2 separate regions of the Homo sapiens genome follow, and region 1 is linked to region 2. Evidence: chromatin contacts called from ENCODE Hi-C or POLR2A ChIA-PET data. All regions are on one chromosome and are shown on one strand. The core of a region is the stretch at or near the end of the contact, and the rest is flanking DNA. Distances in the headings are between cores, read along the strand shown.

Evidence for each region. A loop is a pair of places that touch in the nucleus more often than their neighbours do. ChIA-PET counts read pairs that join two places held with the same protein, here RNA polymerase II (POLR2A). Pooled maps may share reads with other maps.
Region 1: a loop to region 2 is called in a pooled map, with 3 times the contacts of the local background. The contact joins two enhancer-like sites. A Hi-C loop is called at or near these places in 2 of 50 pooled maps. POLR2A ChIA-PET finds 5 or more read pairs at or near these places in 2 of 52 experiments (OCI-LY7 and activated T-cell).

The regions. Positions count from the first base shown.
Region 1 is chr17:2,221,348-2,224,864 of GRCh38, forward strand. The region is part of intron 10 of SMG6 (SMG6 nonsense mediated mRNA decay factor); the gene reads right to left. Among named protein-coding and RNA genes, the nearest start is that of SMG6, 81 kb to the right of the region's middle. Within about 2 kb of position 1,869, at least 16 of the 41 ENCODE cell types and tissues checked have a DNase peak (open chromatin) inside an H3K27ac peak, as active enhancers do.
Region 2 is chr17:1,870,059-1,873,856 of GRCh38, forward strand. RPA1 (replication protein A1) reads left to right here. Exons shown (of 17, transcript NM_002945.5): 6 at 2,376-2,468. Among named protein-coding and RNA genes, the nearest start is that of RPA1, 42 kb to the left of the region's middle. Within about 2 kb of position 1,938, at least 2 of the 41 ENCODE cell types and tissues checked have a DNase peak (open chromatin) inside an H3K27ac peak, as active enhancers do.

The DNA of each region.
Region 1 (3,517 bases), core at 619-3,118, 350 kb after region 2:
TTCACTCTCTTCCTCCTGCTCCAGCCATGGAAGACGTGCCTCCTTCCTCTTTGCCTTCCACCATGATTGTGATTCTCCTGAGGCCTCCCTAGCCATGTTTCCTGTACAGCCTGTGGAACTATGAGCCAATTAAACTTCTTTTCTTTATAAATTACCCAGCCTCAGGTATGTCTTTATGGCAGTATGAGAAAGGATTAATACAACAGTAGATACCAAAGCACATTTAATGGATTTTACTTTAATGCCAGATGTAAAATATGCATTTGGAAATTATGCTTTCAAGAAAGTCACCTTAACAAAAAACAAGGAAAGACAGTAAGATTATGAGCAGTAACCTAGTTAACAGATGCCCCTGCCCTTGCCATTCAATCTTCATTGTCCAGGCTGACCTGCTGACAGATTATTCTTTTTTTTGAGACGGAGTCTTGCAATGTTGCCCAGGCTGGAGTGCAATGGGGTGATCTCGGCTCACTGCAAGCTCCACCTCCCGGGTTAACGCCAGTCTCCTGCCTCAGCCTCCCAAGTAGCTGGGATTACTACCATGCCTGGCTAATTTTTGTATTTTTTAGTAAAGACAGGGTTTCGCCATGTTGGCCAGGCTGGTCTTGAATTCCTGAGCTCAAGTGATCCACCTGCACTGGCCTCCCAAAGAGCTGGGATTACAGACGTCGGCCACGGCACCTGGCCTCAAATTATTCTTTGACTTGAACTTGATATAACGCATGTTTACTGAGAAGTTACAACAGGTCAGGGACTGTTTTAGATGTTCACAATGTATCAGTGGATAAAACAGACCAGAGACCCCTATAAGCAGGGAGCTTACATTCTTGCAGAATAGTAGAGGAAAATAAATAATAAACATATACACATTAATTATCTAGTATTTAGAAAATAAATCAATAGAATTGGAAGATAAAGAGTGCAGGTTTGGAGTAGAATGCAGCAGTGTTAAATAGGATGGTTGGGGCAGGTCTCACAGAAGTAACATTAAGCAAAGACTTATAGGAGGCGAGGTATTCACCAGACAGATGGCTGGATGCAGAACATTCCAAACAGAGAAAACAGCTAATGCGAAGGGCCAAAGGTGGGAGAGTCCCCAGCTTAGCAGAGAACTTGCAAGAAGGGTAGTGTGGCTGAAGCAGAGTAACCAAGCCATGGGGAGAACAGTCGTGAATGAGCTCAGAGAGAGGCAATGCGGGGGCGGGGGGGGGGGGGGGGGGCAGGAGAAGAGGTCCATATATGAAGGCCTTGTAAATAATGTGGCTTTTACACTGAGTGAAATGGGAAGTCAGTGAAGGATTTTGAACACAGCAGACTCTGTATGTAATGTGTCTGTGTGTGCATGTTTGGGAAGGAACGAGAGAGGTAAGGGGTACAAAAAGAGACCACTTAGGAGTTTCAAGACTTTCTTTCCAAGTTTAAAAAGAAGTTTTATCCACAAGGGGTATTCAGGCCATGTTTGCAAACACAGGTTTTCTCTTCCAATGAGGAATATTGAAGAATGTGTCAATGGCCTACAACTGTATCCCTAGCAGGCATCTGAAAAATAATACTTACGAAACATTTTCCTCTGCTCATTGCCCTGACATGAGTTCTGGGCATCACCCTCTCTCAGGGGAGAGGTGAAAAGAGGTTATGTGGAACAGACAGTGATAACAGGATGACGTCACAGGTGTGCCTCAAAGAAGTCCCTGGTGAGCTGGGCTCATAACTACTCTGCAGTGATTTATTCGACCCTGCCAGCTCCAGCTGGAGAAGAGATGCAGAAAGCTGACACAGCCTAAAGCCCTGGGCAGGCATTATAAGATCTTTCTCCCTGCAGTCCCCTGCCAGCTCCTCCCCTCTTTCAACCACTGATCCTTGCCTCAGAAGCCAAAGTGTGAACAGCACGTGTCCGGATTTCAGAAACCTGCCCAGCAGTTGGAAATTCCCTGCAGCGTGTCAACTGCTACATCTGCTGTTGGCACTTGGGGCAAAGGGATCACACGCGCATATTTTCTGAACATAAGCTTCAAGATATGAGTCTTATATTTGAAGAGGGGACTAAACAAGCCAGAACACTCCAATTACAGTAAATGCATTCCTAAATAGACGACAATCTGCCTTCTGAAAAGGAAACTGAGACATACAAGCAAACCGAATAGCACTAAGAACAGCAGTAGTCAAGAACAAAAGCACAGAGAACCCTGACTAATGGAAAGGATTTCATGGGCCAGCAAGGTTCACCAGATATATAATGTGATGTAGCTGAAACAACAGAGTACTCTTTTCCAAATCTCTAACTCACATCTTTTTGTCAATAAATGGCTCCTATCACTTCAGCTGCAGCCTTTCCTCTCCACTCCTTTGATCTTTCTTCCCCACCCAATTAGCCCTCTAAGTGATATTCTATACACTGGACACCTCTTGGAAAAATGAAAAAATGTGAGCCCAATGACACCATTTGCCATAAGACTGAGCTGTAAATGGGCAGGAGCTGGAAAAGAAACTAATCTTTGGAAGAGCAAACTACATGCCCTTGCCACCCTGGATGTAGGTGCCCAGTCACACTGCTCATGGGCATCACAGGCAGAGCAAAAAAAAAGAAAAGAAAAGAAAGAAAGTCTGAGTAAGTCTGATGGAACAAGGAAATCCCAGCTTCCTCTGGTAGTACGGCAGACTAGACACCTAGATCCATTCTCCCAATCAAACAGCTCATTATTCTGAAAAAAAGAGTATGTTAAACATCTTTTTGAAAAGCATTCGTGAGCTAGTAAAATAAAAGAAAATCCTTTGGTCAGAGATTGAATAAAGATGGGAAACCAGATAGGTAAGTGTGGCATTACAAACAGCCTTTACCCTAAGAACATTTGCTACCTGATGAACTCGAGCTTTGCTTTCCAAGGCTGCATGGACACAGCCAAGATCCTTATCATAAAGCTAGGGTCCCACAAGGCTACACCCCAAATACACCATTTCAGATTATGGAGTCTCTAAAATGCCATGTTGAATATATTTTAGAGAAATAAAAGACAAGCTCACAAGTATATTTGGGAAATAAGAAACCATAAAGAAAGTCAAAGCAGATTTGATTTAAAAAATATATGGAAATAAAAAATTTATTAAAATTAAAAACATTGTCAATGGGGCATATTTAATAGAAGGTTAGATATAGCTATGGAAAGGTTCAATGAACTGAAAGATAGTTAAGGAAATTATCTGGAATGTAGCACAAAAAGAAGGGAGTCAGAAAAATCAAAGAAAGGTTTAAGAGACATCAAAAACTAAGCCTGATGTATGTCTTATCAGGGTCACAGAAGGAGAAGAGAAAGCATGGGGAGATGCAGTCTTTGAAAAAAGACACTAAGAGTTTTCCAAAACTGATAGGAAAACCAACCAACCAACCAACCAACCAACCAACCAACCTCATAGGTTACATGAAGCCCGACAAATACTTCGCAGGAATAATTTTTAAAAATCCAAACCTAGACCAATCACCAAAACTGTGGAACATCAAAGATTTTAAAAAGACCTGGAA
Region 2 (3,798 bases), core at 688-3,187:
TTCAAGCAGATGTCCTGCTTCCCAGCTGTGTGATTTGAGCCAGTTACGTGGTTCCTCTAACCCAGCGTTCTCACCTGTTAAAGGGTATGATAATAGTGTCTACATCCTAGGGCTGGCAGGCACTGTAGCAATGCACGTACCTGCACTCTCCTGAATGCAGTACCTGAAGCAGGGTGAGCACTCAAGAAAGGGTAGCTGTAATTCATACGTATTACAGGGCTTGATTGTTAAATATTCTGTGCTTCATGGACTCTCAGAATCCGGGGATCACAAGACTGTACTGTTACATTATGTACTGCTAAAAGGAAGTGATGGTAAGACATTAATTTACATGTTAAAATGTGAAAAAAATGTGGATCTTAGAATAGGTAAACTAAGGTAAGTCACATTTTTAAAAATTGTGGTAAAATACTACCTAACATGAAATTTACATTTGAGCAGTTTTAAGCATACAGTTCAGTGACATTAAGTCCATTAACGTTGGCGTAAGCCATCATCACCATCCATCTTCAGAACTTTTTCATCATCCCAAACCGAAACTCTTGAGCCTATTAAACACTACTCCATTCCCCACTCCCGCCATTCTCTGGTGACCCCTCTTCTACTTTCTGTCCCTGGGAATTTGTCTGTTAGGTACCTCTTAAGATTTAGCTACATTTTTATAGAAATTGAATCTATGTGATCAGCAAGATCAGATGACCACATCCTTTTCAACAAAGTTCTTAAGCAGATATGATCTCAGCAGGGGATTTTCTAGTTTAGTGGTTTTGGAGATGATAGAAGAGAGGGAGGAAGTCGGAGGGAGTGTAGCAGGGGCTTATGTATTTTTATGGTACTCTTCTGTTTTTGAATGTTTACATCTTTATTCTCTTGAATAATATAATTCATGAAGCAGGTAAAGATACAGCTTTTGTTCTATTTCTTTCCAGCCACTTAGCCCCAATACTATTTCCTGAGCAACTCATCTTTTTCTATTGATTTTAAAAAAGGTCCACTGCAGAATTTTAGACTGTTCCTTCACAAGATGCATTGTCAGAGATGAGCAGTTTTCCTTTGCTATTTTGTGTGACGCTTTGTAAATTCAGAGATAATGGAAAAGCCAAAATGTAAACACAAAAATTTCACTGTCAATAATCTGGCTCTTTTTCTATGTAAATAAGGTCTCTCAATTTTTCTCTCCATAGGAAGAACTAAACAGTTCTATTTAACCTTTTTAATTTTATGCTAAATTTATTTTACTCTAATGGCACAACCACCTCTCATTTAGTTGTGCCAGTTAAGAGTAATATTGGCAGAAGTAAATTAAATCAGTGTGTAATGTGCCCGTTTGAGTTAGGACCTTGGAAAACGCAGCAGGAATGCGAACTCAGCAGTTGGAGAAGGCAGAGACAGGGTGGCAGGTGGGAAGCCCTCCCAGCCGTGGGTACCATTTTTGTTCTCAGGGCACTCTAGGAAAGTTTTTTGAGTTGCCTTTGTGTGCTGCAAGTACCCTTGGTGAGCTGCCCACATGAGGTTGACTTCTGCCTTTTAGAGCCAATCACTAAGGCAAAGTCAAATTCCATAAATCTGTTATTTCACAAAATGAGGCATATTTTACAGTTTTAACATTCTTCAGCTCCATCAACATTTGTGTAAAGAGTGATGGCAAATACATGCTCTTATGGTGGCATTTCTTATTTTCTGCTTGAGACACGCTCATTTCCCCCCCTTTACTTTTAATCTTCCTGTTTCCTTGACACACCTGCTTCCGAACCCCATTGTCATCTCTCCCCGCTGTGACAGTTCACCAGCACTTCATGGTACTGGAGACTCTTTCAACTTGCCTTTTCCACCAACTGTCAGTTGCAAAATAAGGTTGCTTTGTTTGGGAGGGAGAGGGTGGAATCCTTTCTGAATGTCTCCTGTTCCTTTGAAGCAGGAGCACTTCAGAGACAACTGAACTGCTTTTAGGTTTTTCTTACCACCCAGCTTTTTCTTCTGATTGATCCTGCCGTGAACACACGGTTCTGTTGATGACATCGATTTGTTGCTATGGAAATAGTGGTAATGTCACAGATTCAACCCAGTGACTTTACTGCAGGTTGTTGCAGGAGAAATGGGCAAGGCTTTAGGGGAGAACCTCATTAACACTGAAGGCTATCAATTCTAAGCAGGTGAAAGGTAGATGGAGCCAACCTTTTGTGTAATGAAAACAAAAAGTGAACCCCTAGCAAATTCACCGAGTGCCATGGAATGCCTCAGCACGAATTCTAATCCATGGGAGTCTTTGACAAAATAAAAAATTTACACTTTCCCAGAGCATTCCTTCTACCCAAGTTTAAATCTCTTAACCCAAATCCTTTGCACTAAAACGGGGTTTCCCTTTTGATCTTCAGGACTCGGGCAGCCGCAAGTAGCTCCTCCAGCGCCAGCAGCCAGCCCAGCAGCAAGCAGCAGGCCCCAGCCGCAGAATGGAAGCTCGGGAATGGGTGAGATGCCTCACGGGGCGTGCGCTGACCAGGGGTGTCAGACTTCGGAATCATGTTTTGAAGTTGAATCTGGGACTAAAGGGAGTTTTCCAAATGCCATTCATTACAGGGTTGTGTCTTGGAAAGAATAATTCTGATTCATATTTTAGAGTATGTGATTGAAAAAATAATTAAAGATTGTCTTTTTTTTTTTTTTTTTTTTTGGAAGTAGGGTCTTGCTCTGTCAGCGGGGCTGGAGTGCAGTGGAAGCATCACAGCTCGTTGCAGCCTTAACCTCCCAAGTAGCTGGTACTATGGGCGCATGCCACCATGCCTGGCTAATTTTTTTGTAGAAATGGTGTCTTACTATGTTGCCCTGGCTGGTCTCAAACTGCCCTGGCCTCAAGCAGTCCTCCGTCCTTGGCCTCCCAAAGTGCTGGGATTATAAGTGTGAGCCAGGGTGTCCAGCCAAAGATAATCTTAAAGATACTTAACAGCCAGACTTTTAAAAAAGATCAAATTGATACATTCTTCTCTGTTAGTAGTTGACCAAGTAGTTTCTTCGTTTCCCACATCATCAGGTTTTACACCCTCTGACTTTGCATTCCTTTTAAGTTCTTGCCTTTTAACTATCCAGGACCCACTTACTAAGTTTGGCTCATCTCTCTCCGAGTTTCCTATTTTGGGCCTCGTGGGTGTTTATCGTTTGCTTGAAGACAGTATTACTTATATTGGTCATAGGTTCTCCTTCTCAATTTCATGGATGAGAAATGGTTTCTTCATTTACTTTTCTCTGCAGCAGGTCCTAAGAGGCATTAATGGAATCATTTTGTTTACTTTCTGGCCTTTACTTTAGGAACCTCTTGATCTGGGAAGTCACCGTTGAAAATTTGGATTTGTAGAATGTGGTTGGATTTATTTTTAGAGGTCCTTTTTTCTGTCACGGCTTCACATACACCTCCTCTCCTCCCCTCAACTATTAGTTTCTATTTTTCAGTGCTAAGATTCTGAGAAAAGCAAGGTTAAGATGTCACTGATGTTTCTGTGAAACTCTCAGGACTTTCCCCCTTGCCCTTTGTTGTTTTTAATCTACCTTGCACGATCCGTCTACCTCTCTCGCTCTTGCACGTTCTCTCTCTTGCTCTGTCTCTCCTTTTATAAGAGGATCTATTTATACACAACTCAAAAATTACATGCTGTTGGCCAGGCTTGGTGGCTCACGCTTATAATCCCAGCACTCTGGGAGGCCGAGGTGGACGGATCACTTGAGGTCAGGAGTTCGAGACTAGCTAGCCTGGCCAACATGGTGAAAACCCATCTCTACTAAAAGTACAAAAATTAATCGGGCATG